Regions from separate parts of the Homo sapiens genome. Here regions 1 and 2 are each linked to region 3. The links are chromatin contacts, found by Hi-C or POLR2A ChIA-PET in ENCODE. All regions are on one chromosome and are shown on one strand. Each heading gives the region's core, a stretch centred on a gene start or an enhancer-like site at or near the end of the contact. The rest is flanking DNA. Distances are from core to core; before and after follow the strand shown.

What was found. A loop is a pair of places that touch in the nucleus more often than their neighbours do. ChIA-PET counts read pairs that join two places held with the same protein, here RNA polymerase II (POLR2A). Pooled maps may share reads with other maps.
Region 1: a loop to region 3 is called in a map of B cell, with 7 times the contacts of the local background. The contact joins the promoter of KLHL7-DT here to the enhancer-like site in region 3. A Hi-C loop is called at or near these places in 1 of 168 maps with a recorded cell type or tissue (B cell) and 7 of 50 pooled maps. POLR2A ChIA-PET finds 5 or more read pairs at or near these places in 1 of 52 experiments (activated CD8-positive, alpha-beta memory T cell).
Region 2: a map of naive thymus-derived CD4-positive, alpha-beta T cell shows a loop between it and region 3 (25-fold over the local background). The contact joins the promoter of NUP42 here to the enhancer-like site in region 3. A Hi-C loop is called at or near these places in 1 of 168 maps with a recorded cell type or tissue (naive thymus-derived CD4-positive, alpha-beta T cell) and 11 of 50 pooled maps. POLR2A ChIA-PET finds 5 or more read pairs at or near these places in 1 of 52 experiments (CD8-positive, alpha-beta memory T cell).

The regions. Positions count from the first base shown.
Region 1 is chr7:23,104,138-23,107,296 of GRCh38, reverse strand. KLHL7-DT (KLHL7 divergent transcript) reads left to right here and starts at 1,594. Exons shown (of 3, transcript NR_046220.1): 1 at 1,594-1,738; 2 at 2,980-3,047. It overlaps KLHL7 (kelch like family member 7), which reads right to left and starts at 1,512. Exons shown (of 11, transcript NM_001031710.3): 1 at 1,151-1,512. The coding sequence starts at 1,270. RefSeq lists enhancers at 566-645, 351-1,337, 1,126-1,405, 1,526-1,715, 1,338-2,324.
Region 2 is chr7:23,180,134-23,183,399 of GRCh38, reverse strand. It overlaps NUP42 (nucleoporin 42), which reads right to left and starts at 1,352. Exons shown (of 7, transcript NM_007342.3): 1 at 1,194-1,352. The coding sequence starts at 1,314. RefSeq lists enhancers at 988-1,057, 1,158-1,757.
Region 3 is chr7:22,081,283-22,084,541 of GRCh38, reverse strand. No RefSeq gene overlaps it. Among named protein-coding and RNA genes, the nearest start is that of CDCA7L, 140 kb to the right of the region's middle. RefSeq lists cis regulatory regions at 738, 2,739 and enhancers at 666-810, 2,667-2,811. Within about 2 kb of position 1,506, at least 32 of the 41 ENCODE cell types and tissues checked have a DNase peak (open chromatin) inside an H3K27ac peak, as active enhancers do; they include B cell, where a contact is called at or near this core.

The sequences.
Region 1 (3,159 bases), core at 345-2,844, 1.0 Mb before region 3:
GAAAATAGATACATGAAAGTCAGTTACATAAATTAACGAATTCAGGCATTCACAGTACTTCAGCACAAAGGCCAGGCCAGGAAAGATTTAAAAGCATTCCCACAGACTGCACTGGTGCACTGTAGCAGGAGCTGGTGAACAAAGACAAAATCCCAGCAGTCAGCGTTTGCTTATAGAAACCAGAAGTTAATATCTTCATAAAAATCTTAAATTCCTCTACTGTTGCCCATATTCCCAGCAGAACCACCAGACAAAGCAAACTAGGTTTTGCAGTTACACATAACTCACATCCTGCTTTGTCCCCTTGAAACAGGATCCCAGTCAACAAAACCCAAACATTCCCACAAATCTACTTAGATGTGTATTATCTATAAATAAAGCTTACAGAAAGGAAAAAGTGACTTTCTATGCTTATCGGTGTAGATGTTATGGAATTAAAAAAAAAAAAAGCCTCTTTGTTTCACCTTCGCCAGCGTTAAAATCCGTTCTTTTCATAACCCACCTTTCGCCGATGTGCTGCAGAATTTCACGAATGCACCACACACCAAGGACAGAACAAAGAGCTCCTCTTAATAACAGAGGCGCACAGTGCCCTTAGAAGATGGCATGGTATTTATCGATGGCTGCTTCTGCTCTAAATTAGCACGAACAGGAGGACTCCTCTTCAACTAGCTCCACCGGGGAACACAGGAGGGGGCGGGGATCCTTATTTAAGAGCAGCTGATGTCAGGCCAGCAACTCTCCTCCCTTTGGGGGCTTCGGTTTGGGCTATGCCAACGGGTTTCTTCACACAAGATCTCACGGCACCTTAAAACGGCTCGCCAATGGAAGGATCCTCGCCCCACAAAGAGATAACTAGGGCAGAGCTGTTACACAACCGATACCCGACGGCGAAAGCCAGCCTGAGGAGTCCCCCAGGAGTCTGACTTGGGAGCTACATCCTCGGCAGACGAGAAGCACTTTTGCTCGAGAATTGTTTTACGCGCCCCTCTACCAACTGCGGAATCGCTCGCCTGCGAAAACGGAAGGAGGGGCGAGGACAGAGAAAGAGGGGCGCGATCCACAGGGCGCGGGGTTCCACCCCGGGAACCAGGGGCCCGAGCCCCGGACCACCTCCCACCGTCGTCCGTCACTCCCACAGAGGCGGTACCTGTTTCCGCATGTTATTCATGACGCCCATGAAACCCGCCAACAATTTAGCTTCTTCCCGAGCAGCAAGTTTCTTCTCGGTCTTCTTCTTGCTGCTCTTCTCCACCCCAGAGGCTGCCATCCTCCCTCAGCTCGGTTCACGCCCGGGGCTCGCCGGGCCGGGCGAGGGGTCGCACTCTCTGGGCACACTGGGGATTCTATCGACCAAACACGGCGATCGGCAGTGCAGCTGCAGCGCCCAGCTCTGGAACGCGCGGCAGGCGGCGGTGGCTCGGCCACTGCCGAAAGACAAGGCCGGGCGGCCCCCTTAGAAACGCTCAGGGAGCGACGCTACCAACTGGGCTGCGTCCCCGGGCAGAACCCGAGCCCTGCCCAGGAGCCTGCGCACTTCGCGCAAGGAGGCGGGGGCACTATGAGGAGAGTCAGGGGCGGGGCCTGACACGTCACAGTGGCGCGCCGTTCCGAGCAATGAGACTGCAGGCACAGGTGCGGCCGGATTCCCTGTCGCTGTCCCGCGCTGAGTGAATTTTGCCTCGGAGCTGGTCCGAGGTCGCGCCTGCTCTTTTGTGTGCCCAAGGCAGATTTCCAGGTTTCGGTTACGTGATTATCTTTTTTTTTTTTTTTTTTTTGATAATTGGGTTGTGGAACATGCAAAGGTGTCTCCCATCAGTGTAAGGCTTCATGGGACAGGGTCGGTGTTCAGTGCAGTATCTGAGCCTGGTGTATGGTAGGCGCTCAATAAATATTAAATGATGAAAGGATATTACTGCAAGTTAAAGTCATGTTACACGGAGCACAAGATTTATTTTCGTGGGATTCATAACGCAAGAGCACACAGTCCCGTTGGTGTCTCCTTGGCGTGCAATGAATGTCTGCCTAACTAGGCTGGCTTACTGTGTGTTTACAACTGAAATCAGTTGTCAGTCGGTTCTAGAAATCTTCAGTTAGGCTTCTCTAAGTGTTTTACGGGAACACGGAACTCAATCACAGCCCTCATGGAAATGTTTTTTGTAACCATATTCTTTCTACTGTATAGTAATATACAGGATTATTTGAAATTGTACATTATTTAACATTATGAAAACTTTATATCTCATTGGTTTTCCTCCTCGGTCTATATAGGACTATACAGAGACATTTTATGTAAAATAATTTACACCATTGAGGCTTTTTTTTTTTTTTTTGGAGGCAGGGTCTCGGCCCTGTCGCCCAGGCTGGGGGTGCGGTGCAGTGGCTAATCATAGCTCACTGAAGCCTCAGCACTCCTGGGCTCAAGCAATCCTCCCATCTCAGCCTCCCAAGTAGCTGAAACTACAGGCGTGCAACACCACTCTGGGCTAAGTTTTAATTTTTAAATTTTTTTGGTGGTGGTGGTGGTGGTGGTGGTGGTGGTGAAGAGGTCACACTATGTTGCCCAGGCTTGTCTCGAACTCCTGGTGTTATGCAATCCTCCCGCCTAGGCCTCCCAAAGTGCTGGGATTACAGGAATGAGCGGCCAGGCCTGGCCCACAGTATACTTTTCTTGTTGAGGACAAACCATATAGCATAATCCAGATGAAAGAGCAAGCTATATATACGCCTCAATTTTTACAAAAGAGTAAGATACTTATGTCTCTGTACTCTTTATCTTTCTTCTATTAATCTAGAGGTTCTCAGATGTGCCTCTATTTTAACTAGTTGATTTGGGGATTTCAGGTGAACCCTGGCAATAGGAATAATTTATTGTTAATAAAATTATAAATGAGAAAATTTTTCATTCACTTTATTAAATGACCCAGGACACTGAAGAAAAACGGAATAAATTTTTTTCTTTTTTTTTTAATTGAAAAGAAGTAGAAATCTGTCTTCTAACTCTAAGGCCTTGGGAGATGAAGGATCCGTGATTCAAAGGCAGAAATGTAAGTGATGAAAAAGAATGCTGTCCTGTAATAAGGCAAAAAAGAAACGAGGAACAGCATCCTTAGTCCTTGATGTTAGAACAGTCTTTTTACATATTGCTGAATATAAAAC
Region 2 (3,266 bases), core at 103-2,602, 1.1 Mb before region 3:
AAAATACAAAAATTATCAAGGGCATGGTGGCGGGCACCCGTAATCCCAGCTACTCGGGAGACTGAGGCATAAGAATCGCTTGAGCCTGGGAGGCGGAGGTCGCAGTGAGCCGCCTGACTGAGAGAGCAAGACTCCGTCTCAAAATAAAATAAAAAAATAAAGGTCAGATGAATAGCCCTAAAGGAGGGGAAGGAAGGGAGACAGCACCGAATTATTAACCCGATCTTTAAAAATCTTGTGTTGTTCTAAGGTTTCATGTCTAATCTCTCCTTTCCTTGAAGATAAAAAGCTTTGACAATGATCTAGGCCCAGGGACTAGATCAACGTGGCCCCCGCATCTCCTTTCCTCACCTCCCGGATAGCCCTTAACTGGGCGTCCCACATTCCCAATTTCACCCCAAATTTATGAGCAGGTGCATTTTTGCGGTATGGCTCTATAGGTTTTATTAGATTTTCTTTTTTTCTTTTCTTTCTTTCTTTTTTTTTTTTTGATAGTCTCGCTCTGTCGCCCAGGCTGGAGTGCAGTGGCACGATCTCGGCCCACTGCAACCTCCACCTCCCGGGTTCAAGCGATTCTCCTGTCTCAGCCTCATGAGTAGCTGGGATTACAGGCGCGCGCCACCACGCCCGGCTATTTTTTTTTTTTTTTTTTTTTTTGGTATTTTTAGTAAAGACGGTGTTTCACTATGTTGGTCAGGCTGGTCTCAAACTCCTGACCTCGTGATCCGCCCGCCTCGGCCTCCCAAAGTGCTGGGATTACAGGCGTGAGCCACCGCCCGGCCGGTTTTATTAGATTTTTTCAAAGAAGTCCACGACTTCTCCAAAATGAAGTCCTGATTCTGACCCAAGCTGCTAGCCTCACCCTCGAAAAAACAACTTAGTAAAAATTATATTCAATTCCGGCATTTACCTACAAGGTAGTTTCGATAGGTACTTCCGATTTAAAAACTCAGTTTCGCACAAGCATCCAGGCCCAAACCCAGGTCCTCAGAAGCTCAATAAAAACGGACCACATGAATAATATGTAGATAAAACCCTCGGTTTAAAAACGTTGTGCAGGGCCCAGTAGGGCCGGCAAGGCCGCGACGCGGGCACGTTGGGGTCACCAGCAGCGGGAAACACGCGGGACGCCCGGTCCCCGCCGGCGGACCCTTCCCGGCTCGGTTACCGCGGAGGATTCAGAGGAGAGTCACCTGAAGGCTGCTGCTGCGGTTGCTGCCGTCCTCCTCCTGCACCCCTAGCACCGGGATGTTCGTTCCAGCACCGATCTCCAAAGCGGCACCGGCCTTGAAGGAAGAATTGACAAATGGCCATTGCGACGGCGTCGCTGACGGAGGGCGTCTTCAGTCTGCACCGTTCGATGCCTGTTACTGGGCAGAGAGCCCTAAGGCAACCTCGGCGCCCGGCCGGGCTACTGTGACGTCATCTTCTCGCGCCTGGGAAGGCCTTTTTCCGCCTCTCACCCGGCAGTGCCATGAGACGCATGGACTTGAGCCAATAGGACTTGAGAAGAGCGGACCGCTCTGACGCTTTGAGTGTGTCCTGGGAAGGAGGGATGCTTGAACGGTTACGTGAAGACCGGAGGCGCGTTTGACCCCGGTGCAGGGCCTCGGACTACAGGAAGGCTGGAGGTCCAAAATGAGAGGAAAGCGGAGCAAGCAAACGCAGAACTTCAGCAAGGCCCTCAGAGGAGAATTAGCTATGATTTGAGAGACTGAGTCGTTCTTGCTGAGACGGTAAAACTTAGCTTGGGCTGAGAAAGTAACAAACTGCCTAGCCTTTCATCTGGATGGATAACAGAGTCAAATAAAGCCAGACGACGTTAAGAGGAAACAATGTTTCTTTTAGGACATGCTGCAACGGAAAAGTATTACCACTTAAGTACATTCTTACTACACACTGAGAAACCTTGTTATTTCTTCTTTTTTTTTTTTTTTTTTGAGACGGAGTCTCGCTCTGTCGCCCAGGCTGGAGTACAGTGGCAGAGCTTGGAGGCAAGCTCTGCCTCCAAGGTTCATGCCGTTCTCGTGCCTCAGCCTCCCGAGTAGCTGGGACTACAGGTGCCCGCCACCACGCCCGGCTAATTTTTTTGTATTTTTAGTAGACACGGTTTCACCGTGTTAGCCAGGATGGTCTCTATTTTCTGACCTCGTGATCCGCCCGCGTCCGCCTCCCAAAGTGCTGCGATTACAGGTGTGAGCCACCGCGTCTGGCCGAAACCTTGTTCTTTCAAGTCCACATAAACGTTGCTATTTGAAATTATATCAGAACGAGTGAAAAGTCCCATCCTTGCCTGGAGGATCTAAGTCTCTTTGACGCAGAGAAGCAGCCTCAATTTCTATCCAGGTGTAGAGCTTCAGATAAACGGTTCTGAAAACATTCTGTATTTTCTTAACTTTGCAGTTTCCAAGGAAACATGCCCTACATTCAATTCTCGTCCAGACCTGATGTTAATGCCTTTACACACAGCTATGCTTTGAGATTTCATTTAAATTTCACCTAAACTTCACTCTCCCCGCCAAAACATACAATAACTACCTTTTATTTTGTACGGTGAGACACACCACAGCTCCTCTGGTGTGCAGTCTTCTTGATTGCAATAAGTCAATAGATCTGACTTTGTTGGATTACAGGTTTGTGCTGGTGGTTTTAGGATTATTGAGCTGGGAGTGAGCCATCATTCTTGCTCATGTAATTTGTTTGGATTTTGAAGACAGCAGAATCTACAGGACGGGAACTACTTGTCCAAACTAGTTTTTTATTTTCTTTAATCAATGCAATTCATTTATTTTGAAACAAATTTATGGAAAAGTTACAAATAACAGTACAAAGAACTTTTTTCCTGAACCATTTGAGACTATGTTGCAGACCTAATGCCCCATGATCCAAATACTTATTGTATATTTTCTACAAACAAACCAGGGCATTCTACATAACCACAACACAGCCAACAAAATTAGGACATTGATACTGATGCACTACTACTCTCTAATCCTTAGACTCCATTTATGTTTTGCCAAATGTCCCAATATTGTCCTTTAGAGGAAAAGGGTTCAGTTCGGAATCATTGTTGCTTAGTCATATTTCTTGTGTCTCCTTCAATTTGGAAGATTTTTTGTTTTTCCTTTTCATGACCTTGACACTATTAAAGACTACAGGCTGCTTATACTGTAGAGGTTCCTTAGTGCAGGTCTGTTTGATGTTTTCTCTTGATTAGATTCAGATTATGCATCTTTGTCAGGATTATCACAGAAGTGATGCTGCGG
Region 3 (3,259 bases), core at 257-2,756:
CGATGAGGTCCTCAGCTTTGATGGCACATTGGAACCACCCGGGAAAATTTCAGAAATTTGAAGCTGAACTGATGTCTGGGATTAACCCCGAAAGATTCTAATTTCAGGTAGTGTGGGGAGGGGGTGACCTGAGCCACTGGGTTTAAAGAAAATCTCATCAGGGTGACTCTAACATGTAGACAAATTTGAGAACCACCAGCACTGCTCAAAGTAATAAGCTACCAGAGGCTGGTGACCATATGCAAGATTCCGCAGCACTTAGGTAGCAGAGCCTGGGGGCCCCAGGAGTTCTAGTTCTTCCCCAGCACTCGATCAGAAAGGGTCCCCGTCATGACTAAGACCTTTTTCCAGCCCCAAAACCTGTACATTTTCCCAGACAACTCATCAAAATTAGCATACACTCATTCACTTATTCATTTATTCATGGACAAAATGGCCATGTGGAGGCCGGATGAACTGTGAGGGCACTGGGCCAGGTTGCCTGAATCTGACCCCAGCTTCGGCACTTGCTGGGAATGTGACACCGTGCACGTTCATTATGGGGTGCCTGGCTCTCCTTATTGGAAAACCTTACCTCCTAGGCTTCTTGTGAGGAATAAGTGAGTCACTGAAGATGGAGATCTTATAACATAGTAAGCTCTAAATTAGTGTGTTTTATAATCAATCATCGAAGAAATCTCTATCCAGCAGCTACCATGTGTCAGGCACGGGGTACAACGGAATAAAACACAAGGTCCCTTATCTAATTGAGCTGACAATCAGGAGAAGAAAGTGAAAATATATCATGTGAGGGTAATAAGTTACTGCGTTTCTCTCTCTGAACCCCTCAAATGCCCAGGGGCACGATAAGTGAGGGCAGCTGGACATCCTGTCCTGTGGGGTATCGCGGATGAGGGGTGTCGGTGAGGGAAGTGTGGCGGGTCAGGACGCCCGTTCACCAGTTCGCTGCTTTACTACCCGCCGCCTTCAAGCTGTCGGGTTAAACCTTTCCAAGAAGGCTCCCTTGAGCTCTCTCTCTCTCTTCCTCTTCCCCTTTGCTCCTTCCTTCTCTCCCTCCCGCAACTGCTCCCGGGGATATGTCCCACTGTCGCTAGTGTTTCAGTTTCTCCTGCAGGATTTCCGTATGGGGGTGGGGTGGGCTGGGCTGCAGCGGGGCGGGGCGTAGGAGCACACATCATGGGGCTGCAGCGGTGGCAGGAGCTCCGTCCGCAGGGCCTGTCTGACGGAGAATGGAGCGGATTGAAGGTCGCATCTTTTCTCTTCGAACTCTGAAGGCATCTCCCAGCCGGCACTGGGGGCGCTGGCCCCTTGATTTCCTAAAAGACAACCAGTCCCCCTGCGAGACCTCGCTGGCCATTCCCGCAGCCTCCCCTCTGGCAGCGCACGGTGGTCACGGGCGGGGGGTGGGGGCCGGAGAATGGCCCCAGGCCACTCCCCCCGCCGCGCTGGGTTGCTGTGCAGCGCGGTTCCGCGGGGCCTCGGCAGGTGTCGCTGTGGTCTGGGGAGTGAGCGTCTGCGAGTCCCCGGGAGGCTGGGCGCCGCCTGACGCGGTGTTGGGGGACCGGAGTGCTGAAGAGCAAACCGAGCCTTAGGCAACCGCAGTTCCCAGACAGAGACTGTTCCTGTTGCGGTGGAGGCAGGGGGCCTTTTGGTGAAGCAGGGAGAAACCTGGATTTGACTCTTCCCGGTCCGGTGGGATCCCAGGTGCCGCTGCTCCCTCGACCTACTTGGAGCTGGCAGGTGGATGGTTCTCGAAAGGCAGTGTGATCCCAGGGATGCAGATCCTGCGTCTCCACCCTGGAGTTTCTGATTAGGAACTAGTGGGTCGAGGCCCAGGAATTTGCAGCTTTAGCGCCTCTTCTGTCACAACGGGTGCAGTTCTTGCTTAGAAAAACACTAAATCAGAAAATCAATCAGATTAAGTCAATTTGCTGGAGGTTTTCCCAAACATCTGTGTTCTAGTTCAAAATATGTTTCATCGGGTAATTAGGAAATTACATTCGTAATTTTACCTCTGAGAAGGGCAGAAAGTGGCCATTCTCACTCCTGATCCTATAGCTCACTCCCCCTCATCTCAGCAGCGTCTGCTGTCCACTCATTCAGGCCTCCACTCAAATGTCATTTCCGGATAATCTTTTCTGATCACACTACCCAAGAAAAGCGCTCCCTCTCCACAATTCCCACCATCTTATATTATTGTTATGTATAACACTCATCAATATCTAAAAATGTTGTCACCCATTGTCCTTTTAAGTTCTTCCCTCTAATAAGGACTTTTTGGTCACATTTAGGTTTTCTAAAAAATGAAAATAATCACCTCTAATAACGAAACAATGACCGTGTTGCAATTGAAAGGCAAGTCCTATAGTCAAAATTTCAGTGTTGACTTTAAATTGAGGCACATCTTCCTCGCCTTGATCTTGAGTCTTGGGGGTGGGGTTTAGACAGGGAAGGGGTCCCGGTAGCTTCTCCTCTCCTTCTGTCCTTGGCCCTGTCCTCCTCCTTTCCCTTCTTGCTTTCCCAGGTTTCTGACTTTTCCAGAAGGCAGCCCAGGGTGGGAGCACTGGTGACAAAGCTGGAAAGTTCTGCCCTTCAGTGGTGACCCCACACTAGCACTTGCTGGTTGTGGTTACCTGCAAGAACTCCGATAACAAAAAAGTATTATGGTGCTGCAAAAGTAATTGCTGTTTTGGCCTTTAAAAGTAATGGGCAAATCGCAAATACTTTTGCATCAACGTAATACTAAAGATCTGCCACATGCAGCAAGTGCCAGTGTTGGGTCACGGGAGTACATACTCTTCCCTGTGTAGTCCTTTCACGGGGAGTGTGAACTCTCAGGGGGAAAGGCTTGGGGAACTGAGTCCTTCCTTACCTCCCTCAGCCCCTAGAAATGTAGTCATCCTCCAGCCAAGACCACTCCAGTTACTCCTGGCTATCTTCCCAGACAGGACCCAAGGTGACCCTACAAAAATTCTTCCTCTCCTGTGTTCCCTCCCCACTCTGGTTCACAGAAAATATTCATGCAATCTTGTCCAGGCTGGGTTTGCAGACCAGCCCCCGAGTCGCCCATCCCTTGGATTTATCACTGTGGGCCAGTGTGTTGTGTCCCCTAAGCACAGGACATCCAGAGTAAGCCCTTAGAGTAATCTTACTGAAGCTTCTTTAAGTGTCTGGGCTTTCCCTGGTGGGAGGTAGAGGAGGTAGGAGCCACAGCACAGTTGCAGCTTCTTCTGAAGAAATCTGCCTACTCTCAACCTCA